2 separate regions of the Homo sapiens genome follow, and region 2 is linked to region 1. A link is a loop called in an ENCODE intact Hi-C map of the cell type or tissue named here. Cell type or tissue: gastrocnemius medialis. All regions are shown on one strand. Links, peaks and the distances in the headings refer to the core of each region. The heading gives the core; the rest is flanking DNA.

Region 1 (15,772 bases), core at 2,979-10,978:
GAGAGAGAAAGCTGAGAAGAGACAAGTCAAATGACCTGCAGTGGAAAGTACTCTGAGACAGCTCTGCAGTTGTTGGGAGATAAAGAGATTTTAAGATGAGAAAAGAGAAAATGACAGCCAGGTTACGGGGCTTCCAGGGTAGAGTCCATGGGGCAAGAGAGCTGACATTTATGCTGGATGTTTCTCAGGCCTGCAACCAGGATACTTATATTTAATCACATTATAATCAAGGTAATGCATGTACATAATTAAAAATCAAATTACTCTGCCCTCCAAAAAAGGCTTAAGATTTTATATATATATATATATATATATATGGAGAGACAGAGAGAGAGATTTCTTGTCCTTGTCTCATTCCCCAGGGAATAACCTTTGGGTCGTTTTATAGATGGTTGTCACCATTTATAAAATGAATTTGGACGTGTTCTCCCCTCTTCTATTTTATGAAAGAGATTGAGTAAAATTGGTCTTATGTATTTCTTCTTAAAATATTTATTCAAATTTTCGAGTGAAATTATCTGGGCCTAGACAATTCTTTTTCAGAAGAGTTTCAACTACAAAGTCAACTTGTTTTATACAGATTGTCTATTTAATTTTGAGTGAGTTTTGATAATTTTTGGTATTCAAGGAATTGGTCCATTTTTTTTTATTTATGTATTTTTTGAGACAGCGTCTTGCTGTGTTGCCCAGGCTGGAGTGCAATAGTGTGATCCTTGGCTCACTGGAACCTCTACCTCCCACTCTCAAGCCCCTGAGTGGCTTGGACTACAGTTGCATGCCACCACCCCCCGGGAAAATTTTTTATATTTTTTGTAGAAATGGGATTTAACCATATTGCCCAGACTGGTCTCAAACTCCTGAGCTCAAGCCGTCCGCCCACCTCAGCCTCCCAAAGCACTGGAATTACAGGCATGAGCCACCATGCCCAGCTGGAATTGGTCCATTTCTTTTAAGTTGTCAAATTTATGAACATAAAATTGTTCATAATATTCTCTCATTATTATTTGAATGTCTGCAGTGTTTGTAGCAATATGCCTTCTTTCATTCGTATGCTAATAAGTTGTGCCTCTTCTCCTTTCATCTTCATCGATCTTTTAGAAGTTTATCTTTTTAAAGAACTAGCTTTTGGTTTTATCAATTTTTCTCTATTAGTTTTATATTTTAAATTTTATTTATTTCTGGTCTTATCTTCATTATTTTCTTGCTTCTGCTTGCTTTGGGATTATTTTATACTTCTTTTCCTAGAGTCTGGAGATAAAATCTTAGATTATTTATTTGAAATTTTTCTTCTTTTCCAACATTAGCCTTTAATTCCATAAATTTCCTCTCAGCACTCTACCCACGTTCTGTAGATATAATATGCTGTATTTTCATTTTTCCTCAGTTCAAAATATTTCCTGCCTTCCCCTGAAATGTACATCCCGCTTTGTTTAGGTGGAGAATTTTATAAATGTCCATTAAATTCATTTGGTTAAAGGTTCAGTTCAGATCTTCTCTATCCTTGCCGATTCCCTTTCCATTAGTTCTATCCATTACTGAGAGAGTTGAAGTCTCAAAACTATGCTTGCAAGTTTGTTTATTAATACTTTATTTCTGACAGTTTTTGCTTTATTTTTTTAAGCTCTGTTTTTAGTTTTTATACACCTTGAATGTTATGTCTTCTTGGTAAATTGACTCTTATGGTTATGGAATATCCCTCTTTGTCCCTGGTAATTTTCTTTGCTCTGAAGCCTATTTTGATATTAATATAATCATTCCAGCATTAGATTAAAGCTTGCATGGTCTATATTTTTCCATTCTTTTACTTTTAATCTGCTTGTATCATTATCATTATAGACAGCATATAATTGGGTCATATGTTTGTTTATTCATTCTGAAAATCTATGTGTCTTAATTGGATGCTTAGACACTTTACATTTGATGTAATTATTGATATGTTTGGATTTAGGTTTACCATTTTATATTTTATTTCTGTGTATTACCTCTGCTTTCCATTTCTTTGTTCCTCTTTCCAGCTTTCTTTTGGGATAGTTGAACATTTTTAAAATATTCCATTTTTATTTATCTGTTGTATTTTGACCATACCTCTTTGTTTTGTTTCAGTTTTGTTTCTCTGTTTGTTTGTTTTTGTGGTTGCTCTAAGGATTACAGTAGACATATTTAATGTTTAAAAATCTATTTTTAATCAATGTTGTACAACTTCAAGTGGGATGTATAGACCTTACAGGAATATACAGGAATCAAATAAACAAAAGAAGTGCAAACTTATACTCTGAAAACAACAAGCATTATTGAAAAAAATTTCCAAATCTCTAAATAAATGGGAAGACATCCTATGTTTATGGATTGCAAGATTTAATATTGTTAAGTTTTGTTAAGATACTACCAAAAACAATCTACAGATTCAATGCAATCCCCATTAAAATTCCAGTTGCCTATTTTGCAGAACTTGACAAGCTTCTAATAAAATCCATATCAAAATACCTGGAATGCAGGATAGCCAAAATAGTTTTTACAAAGGAGAAAAATGTTGGAGGACTCGCACTTCCCAACTTCACAACTTATTACAAAGCTATAATAATAAAGACAGTGTGGTACTAACATACAGATAGACATAAAGATCACTAGAACAGAACTGAGAGACCAGAAATAAACTCTCACCTTTATGTACAACTGATTTTCATCAAAGATGCTAAGACAATTTATTGTGAAAAGAATCGTCTCTTCAAATGGTGTTGGGACAACTAGATATCCACATGAAAAAGAATAAAGTTGGATCCCTATCTCACACCATATTCAAAATTTAACTCAAAATGAATGAAAGACCTAAACGTAAGGCTTAATTCTATAAAATGTTAGAAGAAAGCATAGACATCAATTTTTGTCACCTTGGATTAGGAAATGATTTCTTATGTAAGATACCAAACCACAAGCAACAAACTAAAAATAAGTAAATTGAACTCTAACAAACTTAGAAACTTTCGTGCTTCAAAGGGTAATATTAAAAAGTAAAAATGCAATCCACAGAATGACAGAAAATATTTGCAAATTATGTATATAATAGGTTACTTGTACCTGGAATAAACAAAGAACTCTTACAACTCAGTAATAAAAAAAGCCCAATTAAACGTGGTCAAAGAATCTTAATATAAATTTCTTTAAAGAAGATATATAAATAGGCAATAAACTTATGACAGTATGCTCAACATCATTAGTGATCAAGGAAATGCAAATCAAAACCACAATGAGATACTACTCCACATATTAGGATGGTTGTAATTTTAGAAAGTCGGAAAACAATGTGTTGATGAAGATGCGGAAAATTTTGAGCCTTCATACATTGCTGGTGGAAATGTAATACAGTGCAGCCACTTTTCAAAACAGTCTGGCAGCTCCTCAAATCGTTAAACATGAAGAGAAATAAAAACATATGATTACACAAAAACTTGTATTATACAGACATTTTTAATGGCAACTTTATTCACAATAGCCAAAAAGTAGAAACAATCCAAATGTCCATCAATTAATGAATAGATACATAAAATGTTAGATATCCATACAGTGAAATATTACTTGACAAAAAAAAAGAAATGACATACTGATACATGCAACAACATGGATGAACTTTAAAGCATTATGCTAAGTGGAAAAGTCAATTACAAAATATCATGTATTATATAATTCTATTTATTTATATGACATGTTCAGAATCCTCAAATCTAAAAAGATGGAAAGTAGATAAGTGGCTGCTTAAAGTAGGGGAGGGGGATGATGGAGCATGGCAATAGACATGAAGTTTCCTTTTGTGGTGAGGACAATGTTCAAGTTTGATTGTGGTCCTGTGTTAGCATTCTACAGAGAAACAGAACCAATAGGAGATATAGATGATAGAGATAGATGGATAGATGATAGATAGATAGATAGATGGATAGATAGATAGATAGATAGACAGGTAGATAGAGATTGATAGCTAGATGATTGATGATTGGTGTATTGATGATTGGTTGATTGACTGATTGATTGATGCCCCAGTGTTGTCAATTTTACTGTGCTTTCTGGGCTATGTTCACAACAGAAGAAAATGCTAACTTTCAGTAAAATGTTAGTAAAATTAATGGTATATGTTTTTTCCTATATATATCTGAATATAATAAATATTTATATATATATAAAGAGAGACAGAGATATAGAGATATTTATTGTGGGAATTGGCTCATAAGATTATGGAGGCTGAGAAGTCTCAGAATCTGCAGTATAACCTGGAGACTCAGAAAAGCTGACGTTTAATTCCATACTAATTTGAAGGCTTGAGAAGCAGGGTGGGGAGCTGGGGGATGGAAGGCCACTGTTGTAAGTCCAGGAGTCTGAAGGCCCCAGAGCCAGAGCTTAGATACTTGAGGGCAGAAGAAGATGGATGTCTCAGCTCACGAAGAAAATTTGATCTTTCTCTTTCTCTCTGTTTTTGTTCTATTTAAGCCCCAACAGATTCAAATGATGACTACCTATTATGGTGACAGTGAGTCTTCTTCACTTTGTCCACCAATTCAAAGTCTAATTTCTTCTGGAAACACCCCCACACACACCCAGAAATAAGGTTTTTACCAGCTATCTGGGCATTCCTTGGCTTAGTCAAGTTGACACACAAAATTAACCATTACAGGTGCTTAGTGCATAATTTTGTAATTGTATTAAAAACTATTGAATTATACATTTTAAATGGACGAATTGTATTATATGCAAATTATATCTGAATAAAGCTGCTATAAAAAGGTTTCTGTTGGCGAAAAAGCCCCAGTGCTGTCAATCCTACTGTGCTTTTCGGACTGTGTTCACAACAGAAGGAAATGCTAACTTTCAGTTAAATGGTGGTAAAAATAACGGTATATATTTTTTTCCCATTGGTTTCACAAATCCCTGAATTCAATTTAAGATCCTCTGCTTTAGAGCAATTGTTCTCAAACTTTAGCTTGCACTGGAAGAACTTGTTCTATAACAGATCTCTGGACCCCATACCCAGGCTTTCTGACTCAGTGGGTCTGGAATGGAGCCCAATAATTTGCAATGCCAGCAGGTTCCAGGTGATGCTGCTGCTGCAGCTGTTAAAAATCCACACCTCAAAAATCACTGCTGTAAAGGAAAGGTGGGGAAAAATTTTTAACCCTCATTTGCCATACAAAGCTCTTCAAACAGAACCATTCATTCTGAAATATTGGCTTTCTCTGGCTCTCTTCTCTCCAAGGGCTTTTCTGGATGGGTCTATTCTATTTACAGGACCATGAATACAGACTTCCAGAATGGACAAATTAGTCAATTGTGCTTTTTCTTGAAGCCAGAGAAAGTTTAGCCAGCTCTTCTAAACACAGGGGCATGCTGGTACTGTGAGGTTTTCACGCTTTCGTTAACTCAGATACGTTGATGATTGTCACAGCTCCTTTTCAGTCAAGACTTAGGTGACTTCTAGGCTTCACTCATCCTGCCTTGAGAGAGGAACAAAAGAAAAACCCACCTGCTCTACCTAGTGACTCCTGCAGAGAGCTCATCTCATCAACCACACAGACACAGCCTGCTGCTGCCTGGAGTTCCCTTTTGGCTTCATAATTCCCCAGCCGCAATCCACATGTCCAAAAGCAGGAACAATTTTGTCAAGGCAATGGCAGAGAAGTGTTACGTCATCCAACCCCATTGTGATAAAAAAAAGGAAAATCAGACATTGCTCTTTGGCCTTTTTCGATTTTCTGTCACTCCAGAGCCCTGTTGTTCTTAATCATGCCTTCCCACGCGGTTTGATTCTTCTCTCTCCACTTCCCTCCTGGACTTGTCTCTGTAGGAACATCACATTCCTCCCCTCCCATGTACTAGGCAGAGAAGCTTTTTTCTTCCTCATGAAAACTAGGCATGGGCCCAAAACCCAGGTCCTGGAAGCTCATTTCTATCCCCTCAATAGGCTTATTAAACCATTTCCCCAAAAAAGCCAAGTCCCTTCTGAATAAAGAATTCTTGTAACAATTGCTAAAAATGAGAAAACATTTCTTCCATTTATTTCTTCTGAGTCTCAGAAGAAACATGTGTTTTCAGGTTCCAGGGACATTTCACTCTGGCCTTCAGTGTTGAGTAAGAGGTAATAGCCCCAGATGGCTAAACCCACATGAGTGTGGAATTTGTGGTAAGTGTTGTTATTGCTCATAGATCTTTGGAGTTCCCTGTGGCCCCTCCTCCATCTATTAAGAAAGCATTATGCTGGTGGATGGTACGGGGTGGCAGGCCAGGCCCTCCTTCCCCATCTCCTCCAGGAGAACATCTTTGGGGCCAGTCATCCCCACCCCTTTAACTGAGTTAAACAGGGAATCTACACACCTTCAGCAACTGCCATATATGAGAGCTTGGAGGGCTGTACCCCAAATCACTCAATGGCAGTCAGTGGAGGGTTCCAGCACTCATTTCTGAGATGAATTAGGCAAATGGTCCCCAGAAAAAACATGTGCATACAGGGAAGAGCTCCAGCAGGGAACAGGCCCTGCACCTTGTTCTCTCAGAGCGTATCAGAGGCTGTGAGGATGATAGTAGAGGCAGCTCTCTGTGGAGAACAAGGGCGTTCCAGGCACAGTCAAGGAGATCCTGGCCTTGATGTGAGATGACAACTGTCACTCATTTATTTCACTGTTTGTATGCCACAGTCATCCAATAATTGTTACTATTTTCACTTTAAACAGATATCTTTTAGGCCAATTAAAATAAGAAAAATAAAAGATTTTCTTTTACCTTCATTTATTTCTTCTCCAACTCTCTTCCTTTCTTTATGTAGATTTGAGTTTCTCACCTATATAATTTTCCTTCCACCTGAGGAATTTGTTGGAGGACAGGTTTGCCAGTAATGAGTTGCTTTACTTTTTGTTTGAGAAAGTTTTTATTTCTCCTTAATTTCGAAGGATAATTTTACTGGATACAGATAAGAGGAGCTGTGCATCTCACTGTTGAAGTGGACCTTACAGATAAGCAAAGGAAGAGTGCAAATGACCCATGCGTGGTAGTATATTATGGTTGGAAAAATCAATATGAACTAATGTTTAACTTAATAAAGATGCAGATACAAAAATACAGACATATGAGGTCAAGCATGGTGGCTCACACCTATAATCCCAACACTTTGGGAGGCCAAGGCAGAAGGATCGCTTGAGGCCAGAAGTTTAAGACCAATCTGGACAACATAGCACAAACTTGTCTCTACTAAAAATAAAAAATTAACCAATCTTGGTGGAGTGCTTGCAGTCTCAGCTACTCAGGAGGCTGAGGTGGGAGGATTGCTTGATCCCAGGAGGTTGAGACTGCAGTGAGCTATGATTGCACCATTACACTTCAGCCTGAGTAACAGAGTGAGACCCTGTCTCAAAACAAGACATGAAAATATTTATAAATATATATGTGTGTATAAACATGTTATTATATACATATTTATATTTCCTTGCTGTGTCAGCTAAGAGCACTAGAAGCAAGGACATCTCAATTTCAACGAGCACAGCTCATACCCATATCTTGGTTTCTAAAACCATTCTCCAGTAAAAGGATTCATGATTTCTTAGGAAAATGGTTGATTCTAAGGCAGAAGAGCAATTACCTAAGAGGAGCCCAGAGCATCTTGTAGTGCCAGAAAGTAAGAAGGTGCTCAAACAAAACTACTGCAAGGGAGTGCAGCAAAGGGCACAAGAGCCAAACAAAAGAGCTCTGCACGGCCACAGCTGGAGCAATGAAATAGAGTCGCATTGAATTACAACCCAAAGTGCACAATAATTATACATGAGTGCATATTGATATAAATACATGACTGAATAAGTAAATAAATGGGGGAAAAGAAGCAAATCTACTGTACAGAAGAATTTCAAATAATTTCGGTAGATAGCTCTCAAAGAGGTGGAGCATAACTCCCACTCCTTAAGTGTGGGCTGTGGTAGTGTGGAAGTGTGGCAGTGACTTTCTTCCAAAAAACTACAGTACAAAAGAGAAAAATGAGTAAATTTACGTCACAGAAACCTGCGAAGTATCACCTCAACCAGGTGCTCAAGGTCAACATCAACAGTGACAAGTCATGTTGATAGCATGGATCCCTGACACAATGTCATTAAAATAGTCCTTACCCCTGTTGGGCTTCTCCCCAAAGCCCATCACCTCATCAGTCTAATCATGGGAGAAACTTCAGACAGACTCCCATAGAGGATTAGCCTACAACGTACCTGACTAGTACTCCTCAATATTGTCAAGATCATCAAAAACAAGGAAAGCCTGAGAAGCCATCACAGTCAAGGAGAGCCTAAGGAGATCCTGTGACTAAATGTAACACAGTATTCATCCGCAGTGGGATCCTGAACACATAAAGGACATTAGATAAAAACAAAGGAAATACGAACAAAGCATGGACTTTAGTTTACAATAATGAATCAATTTTGTTCACAATTTATTAATTGTTCAAACATGTCATATTAATATAGGATGTTAACAGTAGGAAAAACTGGGTAGGAAGTATATGGGAACTCTCAGTACCATCATCACAATATTTTTGTAAATATAAAATTGTGCTCATTTAAAATCTAAAATTTGAGGATGAAATTACTGAGCAGATGTGCAGTTAGCCCTGGCCTCCCTGCAGAGATTTGGCTCCTGGGGTCTGTTTTCCTCCTGGCCACTGACTGGCCTGATGTCCCCATGCACACCCACACTTAGCAGTTTCCCAGCAGGGCTCCGTCAGTTTCTCCTCTCCAGCCTGCTCCTCCTCGGGGCTATTGAACAACGTTAGTCACATCCCCAGTCTCCAGGTCCCACAGTTAGAAGGGCAGAGTCCTCCTAGTTCCTTCTTTCCTTATCTTCTTCATCCTTGTTCTCATAGATCTACCCCAGCCCAGGCCTCCCTGTTCCAGACTGCCCATCCCTTCTCTGTGCTAATTCACGTCATTCAACCTCCCCTGCATTTGAAGTCCTCAAGGTGTGGGCCTGCCTCCCTCTCCAGGCTTTTTCTCCAGTGTTCCTCCTGCTCATCTGGACCGCTGGCTCCTCTGCTGCATGGCCCATGGGGCCGTTTCCATTTCTTTGAATGCATACATTCTTCTGTCTGAAATTCCACATGACCACATCCACTGATCTTCACTGAAAGCTCCCTTTTCCACTTAATCTCCCCTACCTCCACACACTCAAAGTAGATGACCCCCTTCTGAAGCCCCAAAGGTCTGCATCTCTCTCTCTCTCCTCTAATAGCACATTTCATTTTCTTCCAGACTATGCATTGTATTGTGCATCTTATCTAAGCTGCCTTTGGGGCAGGTTCATCTCTGCACCCATATGTTCCCGAGGCCACACATTTTACATGGTGACACTCAGGAAGGAATGCACAGGTGAATGAATGAACAAATGAATCAATTGCATCCTAGAGCTAGAAGCAATCTCAGAGGTCATCAAGCCCAGCCCCAAGAACCCACATTTCATCCCAAAGGTGAGGGAGACTCTCAGAGAAAGGAAACGAGCCACTCAAGGTCACTTCCCTTATTTAGAGCAGTGTCAGCACTAGATGACAGCTGAGTTATTTCCAAAAGAATGTCAGGCTTGAAGTTGTAGAATCAGTTTGGAATCCCAAACTATGGGTCTCTGTGATTGATACATAAACAACAAATAACAGTTAATGTTGATTAAATTATTGTCAGGTGCAGGTGCTCTGCCAGGAGCTCTAGGTAAGCTATGTCATTTGATCCTCAAAACAGATTCTATAAGTTAGGGTTACTTTTGACCCCACTTTATAGATGACTCTGAGTCTTAGACTAAGCAGCTTTTCCAAGTCACACACTTGTTAAATGTATGAGAAAGGTTTGAGCCTAGGTAGTCACACATGAGATGCCATACTCTGGACCAGCACATTAAGTCACTCTATCCACCTCAATTTCACCCTCTGGAAAACAAGTGTAATAAGAGTATATGACCATCATGGGATACAACATATATGAAATAGAATGTGCTGAATTCTCTGTCATTCAATTAAGACTCTGGACACCTGAGTATCTGTCTCAGCTCTTGCACCTCAAGCAGTTTGGGAGGAAGTACAACCCTTTGCTTCTCTGTGCATCGGTTTCCACATCCATAAAGTGACGAGTTTGACCAGACTGTATTCAAAGTTCCTCTCTGCTGTGTCCCAGGCATCTTCATGCTGGGTCCTCTGGTTTGGACATGCTAATATTAAGTTGTTTGCTTTGTACTGGGTCATATGCTCACTGATATGTCATGCTATTTGCATGACATACAATGTTCACTGACATGCCAGGCTTGCTTCAAGTTTTATACATGAGACCAAAGCTTCTCATAAAATGTCTCTTCAGTGCTTATTATCATTTAAGGTAGGAGTCATTCTTGGAAATATTTTTTTCTGTTTTTTAATAAAAAATGTTATTTTGGGCTGGGTGCAGTGGCTTACGCCTATAATCCCAGCACTTTGGGAGGCTAAGGCAGGCAGATCACCTGAGGTCAGGAGTTCGAGATCAGCCTTGCCAACATGTTGAAAGCCCATCTCTACTAAAAATACAAAATTAGATGGGCATGGTGGCAGGCACCTATAACCCCAGCTACTCAGGAGGCTGAGGCAGGAGAATCACCTGAACCCGGGAGGCAGAGGTTGCAATGAGCAGAAATTGTGCCATTGCACTCCAACCTGGGCAAAAAGAGAGAAACTTTATCTCAAAAATTTAAAAAAAATGTTATTTTGCACAAAATTGCCCTTAGTTACTAACATTAGAACTAAAAAATATCTCTTTGAGATTGCTCCATGAAGTACAAATAAATATGCTTTATTAGTTTTAGTAACTAAATAGTACATATAATATTAATTTGCCTAAATTTTACTTTGTTTCTGCTACTTTTAGTTAAATATTGTTTGAAACATTTTTCTTGATTCAACATAGTTGTATAATTTAGTAGTTGCATAAAATTATATTGTACTGAAGTATCATAATTCATTAAACGTCAGTGTTGGGTATTTAGGTTATTTCCAATTCTCCGTGGAATTAAATACAAATTTGTAAAACATTGGCTTTCTGGGCTAGATTTGAGCATCTAAAATTGGCAACAATATGAAGTCTAATTTTTCAGATTCTGAAAGAAAGGACCCTATTATCATCCAGTCGTGAGGTTCCCATATATGGGTCTGTGTTAGACCCAAAAACTCAAACTTCATGGGCAATGAGTTGGTGTGTAATAATTTTTAATTTACTTCTTTATCATCCATCTATTCCATTTATCTAAATATTTATTTTAGGCATGCTGTCTTTTAAGCATTCTGCTGGGTTCCAATGATATGGGCAGAATATCTTCCCCTACATTATGGAACTTCTAATCTATTTGGGGAAACAGATAGTACTGCAGTAAAACACATATGCATGAGAGAGAGTGCATGCAGAAAGAGAGTCTAGCAATGTATGAATCAGTTAGTATGTACTTACCTTGGATAAGTTAGGTAACGTCTCCTGTACTTCAGTCTCCTCATCTGTAAATAAAAAATAATAATAGTTAATATGTATGAAATGTTTAGAAGAGTTCTTGGCACATATTATCACTCAATGCATGTTAGCTATTGTTGTTTGTATTAATTTTTCATTGCTGCACAACAAATTATCACAAAATGGCTTAAAACAGCAAGCATTTGCTATCTTCCATAGATCTGAGAGTAAGGAATCCAGAAACAGCTTAACTGGGTGGTGCCACTATCAGGGTCTTTTATGAAGCTGCAGTCAAGGTGTTGGCCCAGGGCTGCAGTCATCTGAAGGCTTGACTGGGACTAGATGGTGCACTCTATGGCTGTTGGCCGGAGGCCTCGGTTTCTTATCCTGGGGGTGTCTATGTAGGGCTGCTTGAGTGTCCTCACAACATGGCACCCACCTCCCCCTGGATCAGTGATGAGAGAGTAAGAGAGAAAAGAAGATGCAGTGGCTTGTATGACCTAGTTTTAAAAGTCACACACCATCACCTCTGCCCACATTTATTTGTTAAAAATGAGTCACTGAGTCCTGCTTTCATTTAACAAGAAGATAATTAGGGTTTACTTTTTGAAGACTGTCAAAGAGTTTGTGGACATTTGTGTTTGTAAAAGACCCAAAGATGCAGAAGGACCACTCACAGTGCCTGACTGTGAGAAAGTGTTTCCTCTCTCTACTTTTTTGTGCCCCTCCTGGTACAATAGTGCACGCCAAGAAGGCACTACAGAAAATTCATTTCTGTGATATCTTTGGTAAACCTCATGCTAGTTATACTAATCCAGATCATCTGTGTGCATCATCACCAGAAGCACATAGTAATTTTGGTTCCAGTTGTGTGTTAAATCAAAGCAAATAATAGATTGATGGCTTTAACTCTTTAAAACTCTTTTAAACCCAAGCCAGTTCAATTCCTTTTAGTACATCTCACTCAAATTTTTTTTATTTTACTCAAGAAGTATTTACATTTGAACCTAGAACAACACGGAACTGAGGGGCACCAACTCATCATGCAGTTGAAAATCCATGTTATAACTTTTGACTCCCCCAAAACTTAACTACTAAAAATCTGGCATTGACTTGAAGCCTTGCTGATGATATAGTCAATTAACACATATTTTATATGTATTATAGACTGTATTCTTCAATAAAAAAGGTAGAGAAAAGAAAAGTTCATTAAGAAAATCATAAGGAAGAAAAAATACATTTACAGTAGTGTACTGTATTTATCAATACCATAAGTTTATGTCATCTGTTTACAAGATGAATTATCTGCCTGAAGCGAAGAGCAACCACAGCTTCAGACCTCAGTCTATGGTATATATCAAGCAATTCGCCTTTTTCTTGTACTGTCAAGATTTTTTTCTGCTTCTTGGGAGCACTTCTAGCATCACTAGTGGCACTTCACGTGGGTCCCATGGTGTTATTGGTTTCCAGTATTGCACTAAACATGATGAAAAATACATGAGAACATCTAGAAATCACTTTTTTCTGCAATATGAAGTTTACTGGAGAGATGTCCTGCCCATGCTGAGATGATTAGTGTCACAGGGCATTATAAGCAGACACTGGCAACCCTTGAACTCACTGCAATAGCAACGGAAGATGGCTATGAAGTTATTATGGTGGTATAGTGTGTCCTACAGTTAATTTTATGCAGTTATGATTTAGTAATGCATCTTTACATTTGTTTACATTTCTCTGGACTAAGAATGGCACCATGTATGATCTGTAAGCATTTGTGTGCATGAGTTTTGACAAATTTTAACTTTTTATAAGATTTCCATAATTAATGGTAGTAAGTGATAAAATTGACTAGTATCTACATATATTTTGTGCATTCGTGACATACCTACCTTTTTCTTGTTTCGTCAATATTTTTAAGCTATGGAATTCAGCTGCATTTTTTAAAAAACTGTAGCAATTCTCCAAGTTTTCCAATGTATTTATTGAAAAAAAGTCCTCATGTAAGTGAACTTGCACAGTTCAAACCTGTGTCGTGCAAGGTTAAATTGCACAATGTCCTGAGAGACACAGGTAAGCCTGACAGTGAGAATCCACAGCAACAGGCTAGAGGCAACTTCCAAGTCCACTGGGCCAGGTTAGGAAGCACCTAGAACACCCTCTCCAGCTCTCCCCACAGCTGCATGGCTGACTTCACCTGGCCTTTAGTTTCCTCATAAACCTACTTCTTCAATCATGTTAGTCTTTTTGCGCAGGAGAATTCTGACCATTTTTATTATAATTTTTTCAATTTACATATTTACAAGGTTCCATATCCTTTGCATACTTTATCTTTAATCTTTATTTAAACTATCATAAACAAATATTACTAGCTCTCATTGGAAAGAAGACTGAGTCTCAGAGAAATCAAAGTAGTTGCACAAGATCACACAGCGACAGAACTAAGGTTCACGGTTAGGCTGGCTGGCCCCCTATCCCATGCTTCCACGAAGCTGCCATTTTTTGGAGCTTTATTTCAGAGCCACAAAACTACAGAATCCCACAGTCTTCTCTCAGGGATTACCCTCAGCTGTACCAGTTCCTTTTCCAAATCTTTCCCAGAAGCCCCCATGCACTACAGTAAGATGTCACCCATCACCCACACACAGAGTTGCCAGATAAAATAAAAATGTCCAGTTAAATTTGCATTTCATAAAAATCACAAATCATTTTGCTAGTATAACTGTCTAGGGCAATATTTTCACATCCTAGGACAGACTTAAGCTACAGAGTGGTTTCTTGTTTATCTGAAATGTAAATTGAACTGAGCACCCAGCAACAAACCCAGGCTTAACCCAGGCTAAGATGCATACGAGGCTCTTTCTCCTCACCAGCTGTGCAGATCCAAGCAGATTGTAACGTTTCTGATTTATTCACAAAATCACAGTGGATGTGGAGCCCAAAGTATGGAAGCCTCCAGTATTATGCCCCAACAATGAATAACTAAGTTGGATGTGCAGGAAGCTGGAGTTTCTGGTAACACTAAGAGAAATGTCCTTGGCTCCCCCATCTTGGGTAAAGGCAAGAGTAGAATGCTTCCCCTGTTCAGTTGGAGGCATTTCAAATGTGGAGACCAGGGTCTCTGTGGATTACTTGTAGCAAAGTCTTCGCCCCAAATTCACGTTCCTTTGTTACCCATATGGCCTGAAACAGCCCCACTGCCATTGGGTGTGCAATGACCTTGGATGGGAACCATGGGGTGTGCAACCCCATAGGACTCCTGATAAAGTGGACTCTGCCATAGGACCCCAGATAAAGTGAGTTTTCCCATAGGACCTCAGATAAAGAGAGCTCTTCCATATGACCCCAGATAAAGTGGGCTCTTCCATAGGACCCCAGAGAAAGTGGGCTCTTCCATAAGACTCCAGATAAAGCGGGCTCTGTGGCATTAGTTTGCTTTTGGTGTCAAACAAAGTTGGCCAGGACAGATGGAATGGCACCACCGCTATCCTACAATGTGCTTTGCCTGAATCCTGGCTGACCTTTCCATTGTCCCTTTTTTTGGTGAGCTGATAGCTGAAGAAATGGATGTGGCTCCACAGGCCTTCAGGCTGCTCCAGCCCTGTGTGACCCCTCTGCCTGCAGGTTCTATGCTAGCCCCTGCCTCTCTCCCCAGGGGTCTCTCAGATCTCCAAGGCTTCCTATACAGGATTTCCCTTCTGAGTCTGCTCTTCTTTCTTCTAGGGAACACCTACTGACATTTTGGGTATTTGCTGAAATGCTTTCTTATGGGAGGCCTGCACTAGGTTCTGCCCATTATGATTGGGTCAGCTTTGCCAACCATATGCTTTCATAGCCTCTGAGAGTATGCTTAATTAATTTTACATGACGGTGTATTTAACTTCTGGCTTTCCTGGTAGACTTTTAGTTCCTTGAGGGCAGATATCAGGTGTCTTTTGTTGTTGCTGCCTCCCTAGCACCAAGAACTATATAAAGGCCAATATGCTTACTAAGCATCAATGGAATGAAACAAATGGAAGCCTCTGTTGTTGGAGGCAGGCCACTCCAAACGCCCCTCTGCCTCCTCCCTTGCCTTCCCATCACCCTCGTGAGTCTCCCGTGTCTATGGCCCAGGGCACCGATGACCTCGTCTCTTCTCTCTTTGTCCTCTTGCACTGGAGAATAGCCTGGAGCCGCCCCTTTCTCAGCAGATGTTCAATACTCAGAGGGTTGTCACTCCCTAGTTTTGCTGTGTCCCTGGTCCTTGACCTCCTTAACGATTAGTAAAGGACATTGGATATGAAGAAAAGGGAACACATCTCACTTCAAAATCC
Region 2 (15,772 bases), core at 5,012-13,011, 56 kb before region 1:
GCACCCATTAACTCATCATTGACATTAGGTATATCTCCCAATGCTATCCCTCCACCCTCCCCCAACCCTGCGACAGGCCCCAGTGTGTGATGTTCCCCACCCTGTGTGCAAGTGTTCTCATTGTTCAATTCCCACCTATGAGTGAGAATATCCAGTGTTTGGTTTTTTGTCTCTGTGATAGTTTGCTGAGAATGGTGGTTTCCAGTTTCATCCATGTCCCTACAAAGAACATGAACTCATCCTTTTTTATGGCTGCATAGTATTCCATGGTGTATATGTGCCACATTTTCTTAATCCAGTCTATCACTGATGGACATTTGGGTTGGTTCCAAGTCTTTGCTATTGTGAATAGTGCCACAATAAACATATGTGTGCATGTGTCTTTATCGTAGCATGATTTATAATCCTTTAGGTATATACCCAGTAATGGGATGGCTGGGTCTAATGGTATTTCTAGTTCTAGATCCTTGAGGAATCGCCACACTGTCTTCCACAATGGTTGAACCAGTTTACAGTCTCACCAACAGTGTAAAAGTGTTCCTATTTCTCCACGTCCTCTCCAGCACCTGTTGTTTCCTGACTTTTTAATGATTGCCATTCTAACTGGTGTGAGATGGTATCTCATTGTGGTTTTGATTTGCATTTCTTTGATAAGGGCCTCAATTCTTTTACTGGGTTGTTTGTCTTCTTATTAACTTCTGAGGGTCCTTTATATACCGAATACAAGATATGTATTAGATAGTTGATCAACAAGTATTTTCACCTGGTAATGACTTGTCTTTTCATTCTTTTCTCAGTGTTTTTCAAAAATCAGAGTTTTTAATATTGTCAAATTTAATAAAGTCAAATTTATCTAATTTATCTCTTTTTTTGAGACAAGTTCTCACTCTGTCACCCAGGCTGGAGTTCAGTGGTGCGATCACAGCTCACTGCAGCCTCAACCTCCCATGCTCAAGTGATCCTCCCATCTCAGCCCTCTGAGTAGCTGGGAACAGAGGCACACGCCACCATGCCTTGTTAATTGATTTATTATTTGTAGATATGGGGGTCTCTCTATGTTACCCAGGCTGGTCTCCAACTCCTGGGCTCAAGCAGCCCTCCTGCCTTAGCCTCTCAAAGTGCTAGGATTACAGGTGTGAGCCACCATGCCCAGTCAGATTCATCTTTTTTTTTTTTAATGGACTTTACTTTTGATGTCATAGCAAAGAAATCTTTGTTTAACACAACATTAAAAAGATTTACTTCTGTTTACTTCTGGAATTTTTAAATTTGGGGGTTTTGCATGTAGACCTGTGAGCTATTTTGAAGTCATTTTTGTATACGTATCAAAGTTCATTATTTTTGCATATAGTGATCCACTTGTTCCAACACCATTTGTTTAAAAGACTATGCTTTCTCCAACGAATTGACTTTGCACTTTTTTCAAAAGTTGGTTGTACCATTTATGTGTCAGTCTATTTCTGGACTCTCTTCTGTTACTCCGATGTATTTTTTTAATCTTATGCCAATACCACACTGTTTTGATTACTCTAGCTTTCTGATAAATCTTAAAACTAGTTTGTATCAACCTTGTAACTTTGCTCTTGTTTTTCAGTGGTCCTTTGGTGATTCTAGATCCTCTGTATTACCACATGAATTTTTAGAACCAGCTTGTACATTTCTACCCAAAAACTCCTTCTGGAATTTGGATTGGGATTTCACTGAAACTATAGAAAAAGTGATATCATGATAATATAGACCCTTCTAATCTATAAACAAGTTTTACCTTTCCAATTATTTAGTTCTTTTTACATTTTACTGAGTAATATTTTCTAATTTTCAGTGTATAGGTTTTTTGTATCTTTTCTGATATTTATCACCAAGTATTTAATATTTTTGATGCCATTTTAAACAGTACTGTTTTAAATTTTTTGAATATTTTGTTGTTCATTGTTAATATATAGAAATACAATTGGCTTTTGTGTGTTAGCTTGTATCATACAAACGTGCTTATTTACTAGTTCTAGTAGCTTTTCGTAGATTACATCAAAGTTTAGTCATCTGTAAAGAAAAAACTGTTTTGCCTCTTCTTTTCCAAGATGGATGCATAGGCTAGAAACTTCAATGAATGTTGAATAGCAGTTATGAGACTAGGTATCTTATCTTGTCCTAATAGCAGGAAGAAAGCATTCCATTTTTCACTAATCAGTACTATACTAGCTATATAGTATTTCACTATCAGTACTATACTAAGCTACTATACTAGTTTTTTGCAGATATTCTTTATGAGGTTGAGAAATTCCTTTCTGTTACAGTCTGCTGAGAGTTTATCAGGAATGGCAGGAATGGATGTTAGCTTTTGTTCAAAAAAATACACATATTTAAATGATCATATGGTTTTTCTTTTCTAGTTTATTCATACAGTAAATTCGACTGATAGATTTTCAAATGTTAAATCAACTCTGTATTTCTGGGATAGATCTAATTTGGCCATAATGTATATCGTTTTTGTTTATCATTGAATTTGATTTGCTAAAATTTTGTTTAGAATCTCTGCATCTTGTTTCATGGAAGATATTCACCTTTAGTTTTCTTTTCTGGTCGTGTCTTTAACTAGGTTTGTATCAGGGTAATGCTGGCTTCAAAGAATGAGTTAGGAGAAATTCCATTCTCTTCAATTTTCTAGAAGTATTTGTATAGAATGAGTATCATTTCTTCTTTGGTGGAACTCACCAGGGAAGCTCTATGGAACTGGAGTTGTGTTTTTTTTTTTGTTGTTTGTTTGTTTTTGTGGGAAGGTTTTTTGTAATCATAAATTCAATGTATTCATTAGATCCCAGGTTCTTTGGATCACCCACCTGTTTCTGAGGGAGCTGTACAGTTATGCACTATGATGCTCTATGACAAAAATAGATGAAGGAACAGAGGAATGGACAATGGCTCACTGTTTGGAGACTGATGTTTATGTCTGCGCCAAAATGATGAAGAGTCCTAGGATGGGAAAAGAAACCTCCTGGCTGCAGGTGTTCTCAGAACTAGAGAAGCTGGTGCCCCATATTGCCACCCCTTTCCTTATGAACCCTGCACCCACCAGCCAACAAGGCCACGTGGCCTTAATCAAAGGGGACACTAATCTGTTGCCCAGGCCATGGAGATGAAAGGTCTCATGGGGTTGGTGATCCTATCAGGTTGTAGAGCCTCTTTGAGAGCATCAGCCTTTACACATGTCCCCTCTCTCTCTGGAGAAATAATTGGTGTCCCTTCATCCCCTGCCACTTCCCTGCTGTTCCTTCCAAGATGAAGCATGAAGCCTTGGTGATGGGTAGTACCAGTAGAGAGATGCCCCCAATAAGACAACTAGTGCTGTGTTTGCCTCTGGACCTAAGGTATGCTGCTTTCCTGACAGCCAGATGCAATGGGGTGCACAGTGTAAGTGAGGGGTGCACAGTATAAGTGTGGTGAGAGTGGACTGTTCTGCAGTCGAGGAGCTGACAAAAAGCAAATAGCTTCAGCCTGTTTGTGTCTGGGGTTTCCTTGGTCCCAGGTTCTGGTAAAGGAGGAAGGCTTCTTGGTCAAGAGCCCACCTGGACACTGGCCTGAGGTGCACAATGATCACAATTGTCATTGCCGGAAAAAAACAACTTCATAATGGGTTTCTGGAACGGTTACCGCCAGATTTTTATTAAAGAAATCAAAGCCAAAAGTTTCCCTTTAAAACATGCATGGTGAAGGGAAAATTTTAAAAACAGCTGCCTACTGAGCTATCACTTCAATATAAAGCAAATGGTGCTTCAGGCACAAAACGCCAGGTCTATTTTGCACCTCCTCCCCAGGAGAGCTGGAAGAGTCTCAACAAGGTGCTGTCCACTACTGGACAGCTCTGCTCTGCGTGTGTGCCCCAGCCACTGCCCACCCAACTGCATTGGACCAAAGGGCCTCTGGGCTCTGACATTCTCATTAAAAAACAAAAGCCACAGACCTGGAGCCAGTGTTTGAAATAGGAAACCAAAATAATCATTGGTCGAGGTTGTAGGATCTCCAGCTGGACTTGCAGATGCTTTCCTGTCTTGCAACACACACCCCTAGTTTGGCCAGAATCATCACCCCCTACATTCTCTGAAAGTGCCTCTTCCCATGGATAGAGAAAGAAGGCAATGCTTGTGTTGCAGTTTTTCTGCACTTTTTCTGTTGCCACTGGATTCTGAATGTCCCACCAGGGAGCTTCATGGGCCATTTGTTTAACATGAGCATCAGATGAACACTAACAAATATACATAGGTGAAAGTTTTGAAATCACAGAGGTTCTTATGTCAATATTCCCAAATATTCAATCTCTCTGTGCCCCCTTTCCACCCACAGATAAATACCACCACAAATGAAGGGGTGAGACCAGTAGGGATTGACAAGGGGTGGGCTTTGAGGGGGCTCCCTCTCCTGCCACGCAATGCTCTTCCCTCACTTCCACAGGAGTCAAGGAGAGTGTCTTATGCATCCTTGCATTTCCTGTCATGCCCAGCACAGCGCCTGGCACACAGCTGAGGCTGAGCACAGGTCAAATACATTAGCTGGTTTTTTTACTGTTTTATATTTTGAGACAAAAAAAAAACACAGTGAATAATCTCAGGTGAGTTGAATTCACTGCATTCATGATAGCCTATAAGCTAAAAAAATCTTACTCATTTTTTTCCAAATTATTTGCTGGGTATCCAAACTTATCCATCCAGCACCAATCTTAATACTTTTATTTTTGTCTTTGTCCTGTAAGGTCATTTCTTCTTTTATAAAATGGAAACGTCCCCTTTCCCCTGAGAAGCATAGAGAGGAACGTGGGAGACAGATGGACTGATGCATTGCTGTGCGAGTCACCCTCAGGGGGGTCGGGGAAGCCTCTGGTCCCTCTCGTTCCATCTCCACTGCCATGCCAAGGTGCGTGTCCCTTGACACTGTGCACCTGTCTCCTTTCACTTCTTTTTCTTTTCTTTATTTCTTAATTCCTACTTTTTTCCTTCCTTTCTCCCTCCTTCATTTTCTTCTTTCCTCCCTCTCTCCCTCCCTTCCTCCTTTCCTTCCTTCTTCCTTCTTTTCTCAATTCATTTGGCCCCCATCAGGTTTACTACCATCCTAATGCCTAGCTGTTCCATGCTACTCTCCTGCACAAAGCCCTTTATAGACACATACACACACACACACACAACACACATGAGTGCACACACACTCATGCCCACACCCACACATGCACACACATGCACACAGGCACACACTCAAAACATGCACACACACACACATGCACACATGCACGCATGCACACACACGCACCCATGCACACACACACACACACACGCATGCAGACACACACACGCATGTACACACACTCACGCATGCACTATCCCATGGTCTTGAAGCCCGCAGGTTGAACCCAGTACGTGCTCTCCACTCATCACCCTTTAGAAGGGAGTTGGGCAGTTGAGGGTCTCTCCATAACAGAACCTGGAAGGAAGCTCATAGAAGGTGGGCTATGGGCCTGGAGAAGACAGGATGCAGAGGACACTCAGGCTGCAAACCACCACTCCCAGGCCTCCCTGTTCTCCTGCTCCTTCCCTGCCCTTCCTGGGCTCCCTTGACCACTCCTGTCTGTGCCCAGGTTGGCCTGTCTGCATTTGTTCTCATGAGATATTTCCTCTTTCCTAAAATAGATATCTCCTCACTCACTCCTATCACATAGAAATCCCACCAGCATTCCAGACCCAGACTGCTGTCTCCTCCATGTGTTCCTCCCACCTTCCTGGGTAGGTTTCCATTTCTTTCCCTGAACGACAGGGACACTGCCCAGTGTTGTCTGATCAGATTCAAACATGGTGAAGACTCTGCTCTGGGATGTGGGAGTGGGTTCCCATGTTGGGTGGGGGGAGGGAGACACATAAGGTACATGGTGGGAACGTGCAGTGACAGGGGTGCAGGCCAGCAAGGTGACACAGCTCTGACCACTGCGCCATCCTCCTGCCCACCTACTGTGACATTGGAAGAGGATAGTTGGGACTGACCAATGAATTCACGTGATCGTGGAATGAATACAGTATATTTTTTAGTAGCCAAAATGGTTTTTATTTTATGTATAAGAATTGTGTGGATTGCTTTTCTCTACAGATGCCAAGGGCATTGGATCTGACAGCCCTGCAGCACAGAGAGGCAGGCCCAGGGCAGCTGCAAGCCAGGCAGCCTGGGCTCAGCTCCCAGTTCTCCTGTGATTAACTGCTGGTCCTGGACAGGCTCTTCATCCCTTCCATGCCTCAGTCTTTTCATCTGTAAAATCACAAGAATGTGTAGGTTTGCCATGAGGAGTAAGGCAATATGTAAATGATCGGAGTAACTGCATGGAGGAAATGCTGAGTATTGATTACAGCTCTGTCAGATCAGATCCAAAGCCACTGGCATCCAGCAGAGCCATGTTGACCTCCCATCCTAATGGCAGCGCTTTCTCCATGTTCTGTGAAACACAATCAAACACACATGAGTCACATTAAGCAACAGGACCTCCCATAAATAATTTTGTGTTGACTCTGCAAAACGCATGCTGTAGTGCCAACCAAGTTCACAAAGCTGTTGCTCAAGGAGTCTGTTTTTTTTAATTTTAAATAATAGCTCTGCATTGCCTGGAAGAATGTTATTTACATTCCCAAATTTAAGGTTTGTGAAAGAATTTGCCATAACAGAATTTGAAAACTCAGCAAGTTTTTAGTTTTGTGCTCAGTTTTTTAAGTTTTAAAGTTTCCTTCAACTTCAAACAAAGCCAGTTCTCATGTCCACATATTGCATCTAGCTCTGTGCAGAAAATAATTAATAGTTAGACCTCTGTTTAAAATCTGCCTCCACATTTATGCAAATCACATACATTCTCAGCATCTTGGTGCTTTCAACTCTTACATGGGGGAAAGGAAACTAACTCATGCATAATTTTTATGAAGACTAAAAGAGACTTAAACCATGCATGCTATACTTGTTATTGGATAAAAGGCTGCAAAAATAAGAGTAGATACCACTTTTGTTGGGCAGATATTTACTAGGTACTATGCACTTTACATATATCCAGTTTCCTCCCCAGTACATCTTGGACTTTTCAGGAGGATGAACTTTGAAGAAACTGCCAGAAATTTAGGCAGAGAGCCAGATGGAGAACCAGAGGGTGTTTAAACAGGGCCACGGGAGAAGATACAATATGAGATCAGGGATGGATATTGAGTTCTAGAGAAAGAATACTGAGATAAAAAATGAAGAAAGTCTCTTAGACTTGTCACACACAATTTTGGCAGCATTACATTGGCCAAAGGTAGACTGGCCTACATTCAGGTTGAAAAACAAGACAATTTGGCCAAACGATGTCTAGGTCAAAAACCAAACATTTAATAACTAGGTCATTTTGGATGCATCCTGGGGAGTAGTTTTGCAAACCTTGATCTACCTCTAAGAAGTTTTGCCAGTTTCTCAGAAACTTTTTTAATGGTCATAAATGTGTTTAAATTTTTACTTGCTATTCTGTTCTGTTGCTCTGTTGAAATTTAAGTAGTGAAAAGGTAGAATAAATAATGCTCATCAGTAGATTTTCTGAGACAATTTCTCAGACAAATAGTATAGTTTAATTTGTATAAGGAAGGCATCTAAGGACATAATATTCCAAGGTGAGGCTGAGGGTTGTCCTAAGGTGGGTGGGAGTGTGGGAGATTTGGTTGTTCTTTTGCTTTCCTGTATTGTTCTCATTTTTATTTTTATTTATTTATTTTATTTTATTTTTTTGAGATGGAGTTTTACTCTCATTGCCCAGGCTGGAGTGCAATGGCACGATCTTGGCTCACCACAACTCTGCTTCCTGGGTTCAAGTGATTCTCCTGCCTCAGCCTCCCAAGTAGCTGGGATTACAGGCATGTGCCACCACGCCCAGCTAATTCTGTATTTTTAGGAGAGACGGGGCTTCTCCCTGTTGGTCAGGCTGGTCTCAAACTCCCAACCTCAGGTGATCTGCTCACCTTGGCCTCCCAAAGTTCTGGGATTACAGGCGTGAGCCACTGTGCCCTGCATTTTCTCATTTTTAAAATGAACTTGGTTTCCTTTTGTAATAGAAAAAAAAGAGTAAATATAAAAAGAAAAACATCTGGAATATTCAGAGATGTTTAAAGATTTTTTAATTTTTATTTATTTATTTATTTATTTATTTATTTTTGAGACAGAGTCTCGCTCTGTCGCCCAGGCTGGAGTGCAGTGGTGTAATTCTGGCTCACTGCAATCTCCACCTGCCGGGTTCACACCATTCTCCTGCCTCAGCCTCCCCTCCCGAGTAGCTGAGACTACAGGTGCCCGCCACCATTCCCGGCTAATTTTTTGTATTTTTAATAGAGACAGGGTTTCACCATATTACCCAGGATGGTCTCGATCTCCTGACCTCGTGATTCGCCCGCCTCGGCCTCAGAAAGTGGTGGGATTACAGGCGTGAGTCACTGTGCCCGGCCAAGAATATTTTTTTTAAAGAATATGTTAAATTCATTTTAAGCCAATGTTAGATGGCTACTAGGGGAAATTTTCAGAATTCAGCATCAGGGAATTGAGTGAAAGAGAGGCAGATACTGGGTAGAGTTTGGAAAATGCAAACCTAGGTCTCTGATACACCCCTTCCTCCACTGTCTTTCAGTGAACACCGTTGTTATTGCTGAATATCCAAAGATTTGGCTTTGCACTATAGGAAGTTATGTGCATTCCTTTTCACCATTCTGATCTACAGGGACTGCCTCCATGTTCCTGCACAGAGAAGACAGGAGAGAAAGAAGCTGCATAGCTTTTGTTGTTTCTTGTTGTCGTCATCAGAATTTTTCCAGGAACGGCACGCAGCTAATAGTTTCTCCCATAAGAACATTTCACAGGGAAGGACACTCATAAGGATTTGAGGCTATACAAATCTAATCAAATGAAAAGAGATGTGAGGCCTGGTGGAGTGGCTCATACCTATAATCCCAGCACTTTGAGAGGCCAAGGCAGGTGGATCGGGAGGTCAGGTGTTCGAGATCAGCCTGGCCAACAAGGTGAAACCCTGTCTCTACTAAAAATACAAAAATATTATCTGGGTGTGGTGGCACATGCCTGTAGTACCAGCTACTTGGGAGGCTGAGGCAGGAGAATCGCTTGAACCTGGGAGGCAGAGGTTGCCGTGAGCCAAGATCGCACCACTGCATTCCAGCCTGGGCAACAGAGCCAGACTCTGTCTCAAAAAAAAGAAAAGAGATGTGAAAGAACTCATCATTGTGTATATTTGGTGCATGGCTCAGAGCCCTCATGATGAACTAATTATATGTGACACTGTATGAACAAGAACATCACTCTCAATCTGCTTCTTGCTACAGCACATTTTCTCCTACCCAGCTAAAATGTGGCAATTCGTCATTGGGTTTGTTTTGCATTACTGCAGTGTAAGAGTGACACTTAAGCTCTCCAGGCAAATGAGGGCATTCCTTCTGTTGAATGTGTTCAAGAGTGGGATCCTCTTGTGAATTCACTTATGTTTTAGTTCTATGCAATTCTTAGTTCTTCAGTGGGGCAATGCTATTATTATCGAATTACCAAAATGCAGACCAATGCTGAATAAAACATGTTTTCTAACTTGTAGCTCAGAAGGATTTGGCAATATTGGTATTTTCCTCTTTCTCAACTTTCCCAGATTTTTGGCTAAGGCATCTGCATCCTCCATGTGCTCCTTGTTAGAACAATATTGCCTCTCGTTTTAGGAGGAGTTCTCAGTGCCACAGTCAGACCTGTGATGTGCTTTCTTCTGGCACCACTGGTGCACTGTCCCAGAGCTCTTCAAGAAATGCAAGAAGGGCCGGGCTGCTTGAGATGCGAACAAAACCCCCTTTATGGGATCAGGGGAGTTGCAGCATCTGGCATTTGACAAGACACTGTTTCACGTGACGAAGTCACATGGACTTTTGGAAAAGAACCCACTGCACTGTAGGTGTCCGATGCCTGCCACAGCGTATGAGTCAGCGGGGATGAATGCTCTGAGAGAGACTTCTGAAGCACAGATGTTGGTGTGAGTTTAGAAAGAAAAAGCCTGATTCTTCCACCTCATTGGAATCCCTGTTGTGGTCTCAGCCAGATAGCATCTACACCATTTAATAGGTTTATAACAGCAGTTCTACATCAGACACGGCAAACTGGTCCATGGTCACTGAGATTCGTGAGGTCTCACTAGCTCAGTGCCGCTGGATATCCGTGCACCAAACTGGGTCATAAAGCATCGGCACTGCCACCAGAAGCTATGCAGATAGCGCCAAGACCACTGGACACCAACTAGAACATAAGAACACCGTGAGAAAATAGGGTACACCACTCAGCCGGGGCTGCCATGACAAAGTACCAGACTGGGCGGCTTAAACAACAAAAACATATGTCTCCTGCAGTTCTGGAGGCTGGGAGTCTGAGACCAAGGCACTGGCAGGTTTTGTTTCTTCTGAAGCTACCCTCCTTGGCTTTTTCTTATATCTTTTCCCTGTATCTTCCCATGGTCTTCCCCCTATACCTTCCCTATATCTTTACATTGTCTTCCCTTTGTATCCTAATCTCTTCTTCTTATAAGGACACCAGTCATATTAGATTGAGGCCCACCCTAACCATCACATTTTAACTTAGTCACCTCTGTAAAGGCCCTATTTCCAAATACAGTGACATTCTGACGTTCTGAGCATTGAGATCTCAAAATATGAATTAAGGAGAAACACAATTCATGCCACGACTATGGGTAAAGAGGAATTTGACACCATTTGCTTTTCCTTGACCACTTTCCCAGTGATGAGGAAGGGCTAGGATTAGCTTCCTATCCCAGCATGAGGCACCATATTTGAATATAATACCAAATATGGCTCAAGGGATCAAGCCATTGAAAACAATAAGGCAACTCATACAAGAAAAATCAGGCTTTTTCTTTCTCAGGCAATTCACTTTCCCTTACTTAGCAATTGCTGTATTCTTTATTTCTATCTCCATATCTTAGAGTAATTACTAGAACTTCCAGAAAGATGGTAAATCATAATAGGCACCCTTCCTTGCATCTGATTTTAAAAGCAATGCTTCAATAATTTCACCATCACAGGTGCCCACAGATGAATTTTATTAGATATTTCTTGTCATCCTCATTGATCATTTAATACGGTTTTTATGAGAACATATGTTGAAGTTTAATGAATGCCCCTTTGATAGTTTTAGAAATTAATTTGTATTATTTGCCCTTTGGCTAGTTTATTATAGATAGTCTACCAATGGACTTATTTTTAATATATCAGCAATTCATTCCTGAGGAAAACTTAGACACAGACTGTTATTCCTCAAATATGTGAACGAATGCCATTGGTTAGTCGTCAGCTTAGAATTTTGGCCTTGCTATTCATAACTGAAGTAAACCTGAAGGTTTCTTCTTTTAGTATTTTCATATTCAGATACCACAGTTATACTAACACAAAAAGAGGTTTGAGAAACTTTTTACATTTCTATACTCTTTGGAGTTTACAAAATGTGAAGATTATCTGAACCTCACAAGCTTTAAAAAAAATTATCAATTTTGCCACCAGAGACATTCTCACAATGTTCTTTCACCCTCATCTCCATAACTATGATTCTATTCAAGTTTTATGATTCTTTAGTTGATCACCGTTATTTCTCTTTTTTTTCTAGGAAATAGTTGATTTTAAACTGATTAACGTGGATATATTCTTCATATTTTCTTGTAAAATTTGAAATTTATGTCTGTGGTTAGGTACCCTTTCTCATTCTTAGTTTTTCATATTTATGCCTTCTCTCTTTTTTCTTCTTTTATACTAGTCAAGTATATTCATATAATTGGGGTTGATGTTTCCCTAACGTGCCAGCTCCTGCACGTGTCTAGTTATTAGGAAGCTCTTCGATGGCAGGGATGGTGAAAGAAACAATGGGGCCATTGCTTTCTGGCTGAGGGCTCAATGAGTTCAACTTCATGAAGCTCCATGGGGTACAGACTTTGACAAGCTCCACAAATTACTCTGATGCCATTGTTTATGAATCACACAATCCTAGATTTCAAAGTAGTATGTCACTCTAAATATGGGACATATTAGTACAAAGCCATAAATTGGTGTTAATACCCTGACTGATCTGGACAATTAAAGGCAAATTTTTTATTGTCCTCATCTGATGAAAATAAGCAGAGGAAATAGAAAACAATCCCATTCACATTGAATTTTGGAGCCATTTTTGGAAACTGTAAAAACAGTGAAAGAGAAAAGAATCACTGAGGTCGACTTTTAGGGACTTTGCTTGCGACTCAGCGAGGAGCAAAAGCAAGTATTTAAAAGAGGAGTACACGCTAATGGTAATAGTTTCGATACTGATTAGTTATCATCTGGTGCATCAGTCAGAATACCATAAAAAGGAGCGACCTAAAAATAAATGTGTTGCTCCTGTTGGGGGAGCATTCTGATCTAGGTGTCCCGGCACGCAGTTGCCCTAGCACACATCAGCAGAGCATTACCTCCTGGCATTTGTGGTCAGGCGCCTTCTGAGCCAGGCCCCCTCTTGGAAGCTGAGGGCGTGGAGATGCATAAAACACAAGCTCACAATATTTGCTTCCCTTCAACGCCCTTCATCAGCTTGCAGGGCACAGGGTTTCCCTGGCATGTGTCCCTTTTGTGATACATGTTTGCTGGGCTCAGCATCTTTAGTCCACATCCGCTGTGGTCAGCACTTGTCCTGCTCCTGTTCCCAGAAGACATCCTAGTGTCTCATGTCAGCAGTTCCCTACCATGTTCTCAGTCAAGTCAGCCTACCGTCAAGCTGAGAGAGGACCCTTCACCCATCAACTTGGCTCCCCTCCATGTTTGTCATATTTATAATAGTAACCTGAACTGGGTTCGGGTATGTAAACTTTCTAAGCTTTAGTTTTCTCATCTCTCTTTGGAAGTTTGGTGTATATTTCATGTGGCTTTATGGCACAGTAATTTTTTAGAATGCCACGCTGCTAGGGACAGATTTGGGGCTCCCTTCAGTTGCTGGAGCCCTGCCAGACAAGACTCAGGGTGCAGATGTGATGGGGCCTGGATGAGGCATTGCTCTGCTGCATGTAGACGGCAGGGTTGAGGGATTCAAGAGCATAGAGATGAACACTCAAGGTGATGGGGCTTCTGATCATGAACGTGTTTGTAAACAATGTCTAATGATGTAGCTTTGTGAATTAGTATTATCAAATGGGATTGGTGATTTAATTAATAATCATAAAAATGCAAACATGTTGGCTCTTCCCTGACATGTCCATTATAAGCAACACTGCTTGGACTCAAGGTTTGCATTCCTGTGTGTGGGCCCAGGACAGTGGGTTTGGCACAGGGAGAGGGCACTTTGAGTAGACTGACATCTATGAGTGGAAGAAGCTGCTTATCTCAATCTGTGACAGCTGTGAAGCAGTGAGTCTTTAATCAAGTTCTGGGAAAATGAGGGGTCTCTGGATCTATAAAATAAGACTGATCACACTTAACTTACAATAGTATTGAGAAAAATGATTATGAAATATGTTCTAAACTGTTGGTATATTGCTGAGAAAATGGAGGGACGTTTGTTACCTCCTTTGCAGGGAAACATCCAAAATAGAACAGGACTTCTAACCCAAAATTGATAAGAACACCAAGACAACTCTCTCTTCTATATCTGGGCTGTAAATCTTTGAACTTAAGACTCAAATGAAATTCCATCTCTCACATTTTTTAATGAAGTCAAAATAAACGCAATTACTGAACAGAAGCCAAAGATCACAGGAGGTTATAAGTGGAGTGAGGGTATGGTCAACCTTGTTTGTTTGCATTCTGGCTCTGTTTTCTTGCTGAATATTTCACTAATGGGAGGCTGTAAGGGGGCAGGGATGGTCCTTCCTTCCTTCTGATGGAAGTCTGCTGCTGATTAAATCTGAGCAGGGCTAGCTGCATGGTGACTGGTAAACGTGACACCCTAATGAGGACACAGGCAAGTAGAATGTGAGAGATTGAAAGCACAAGATATTCTAATCCCCCGAGTAAGGGATTTTTCCAAAGACCAGGCATTTGCTCTTGAAGGCATGTTCAGGAATACCCTAATAAGCACATATCTTTGCATACTCTCTCACTGCGCCCATCCGCCGAAGACCTTGAAACCCACAGTTTTTTTTCTTTTACCCAAGTAAAGACCAACATATGAATGAGTAGCTTACCCTATTGGAGGTCTATTCCTTTAGCAAAGCCTGGGCTTACAATTAATACTCTGGTTTGTGATTAAATCTGCTACTGTTTCCTTGTAATAGAGTTAAAGGTAAATGCAATATCCGTATCATTGGATTTTCACAAAATCATGATGGCTGCTAAAACCAAAGGGGCAACACAGAGAATAAGTAATTAGCCAGGACCTATTTCAGCAAATCTCAGTTTCTTGGAGAAACTGTCTTGTTAGACTACGAGCAATTTCTGCCGGTGTTAAGTCCCGTTCACTTTCATTAAAGCATATCATGTATTCAGGGTAAACGGTCTTGGTGTCTCCCCCCAGGGGTCACTGTCAATATTCAGTTGCAGCTGGGTATAACAAGTGCCCTGGATCACAGAGAAATTCAAAATAAGGCTAAAATATGAGGTGTGTGGTTTGTACCATGAGTGGACTTGTGTTTCGCTTCCACACAGATAACTCTCCTGGCTTTGATGTATTTCTGAACTCTCTCTGACACCCATAATTTCTCTTCAAGGCAGAGGATGATGTTACTCAAGAAGAAAAGCAGCCAGGCACAGTGGCTCATGCCTGTAATCCCAGCACACTGGGAGGCAGAGGTGGGATGATCGCTTGAAGCTAGGAGTTTGAGACTAGCCTTAGCAACCTAGTAAGACTCTGTCTCTACCAAATAATTTTTTTTTAATTAGCCATGTGTGGTAGTGCATGCCTATAGTCCCAGCTACCTGGAAGGCTGAGGCGGGAGGATCCCTTGAGCCCGGAGTTGGAGGCTGCAGAGAGTCATGATGGAGCCACTGCACTCAACAAAATGAGAACTTGTCTCAAATTAGAAAAAGAAAAGATGAAAAACAGAATGAGTTCAGCTCATGCTTGTCCCCAGTGGAACTGCACACACCAGGCTGTTGCCATCTTGCAGACTGTGCTTCCTTACCCCAAATGCAGATGCCAACCAGCGACTGAGTGAGAGACCCACACCTACTGTGTTTCCAATGAGACCTAGGTGGCCTTTCAATCCCAAAGGAGGGATAGCCGATGGCTTCATTTTTTCCCGTGCCTCACTTACACTGACCTTGGGGAATGTGTGTGTGGGGAGTCCTTCAGATGCGTCTACTATTTATGTTAGCTTGTGAGCTGTGGGGAAGAGAGCTGTGACCTTCCCATCCATCCTACCCAGCACGCCCAAATATATGCAATAGAGGGAATAAGATATTTTTTCCTGATCACATCGATAAATCTTTTGCTTCTCTGCTTCACCCAGAGAAGTCTCCAAGACAACTGGTAACTTAAATGGGTACTGGGCAGTCGAGTCCTATGTCTGTAGGCATGTTTGTCCCCTTCAGCCATACTGCCACTGGCAAAGCCACAGAGCAGTGGAGAGCCAAGGCCACCAGAAGCCCAGGATCGCCACAGTGGGCGGAACTGTCACTTATGGGATGTGGATCTAATTCAGGACTAATGACCTTACTGATGGGATACCCTAAGTGTTTCCATCCTTCTTTTTGGGCTTTAATCACAGAAAGAAATGATAGCACAGAAATACATAGGA

The links. A loop is a pair of places that touch in the nucleus more often than their neighbours do. Peaks named below come from ENCODE experiments on the same cell type or tissue, not always from the same donor. Only the 100,000 strongest peaks of a DNase experiment are listed, where the experiment ranks them.
Region 2: it touches region 1 in a loop (2.0-fold over the local background); 2 of 110 quality-filtered maps call a loop at or near these places.

The regions. Positions count from the first base shown.
Region 1 is chr10:44,116,478-44,132,249 of GRCh38, reverse strand. LOC124902543 (a long non-coding RNA gene) reads right to left here. Exons shown (of 3, transcript XR_007062368.1): 2 at 11,466-11,509; 3 at 1,797-8,354. Among named protein-coding and RNA genes, the nearest start is that of LINC02881, 170 kb to the left of the region's middle. In gastrocnemius medialis, for the core only: no CTCF peak of the experiment used is centred there; DNase peaks (open chromatin) are centred at 5,582, 5,879 and 6,149; H3K27ac peaks cover 812 bases.
Region 2 is chr10:44,174,644-44,190,415 of GRCh38, reverse strand. No RefSeq gene overlaps it. Among named protein-coding and RNA genes, the nearest start is that of LINC02881, 110 kb to the left of the region's middle. RefSeq lists an enhancer at 7,861-8,030. In gastrocnemius medialis, for the core only: no CTCF peak of the experiment used is centred there; a DNase peak (open chromatin) is centred at 9,905; H3K27ac peaks cover 536 bases.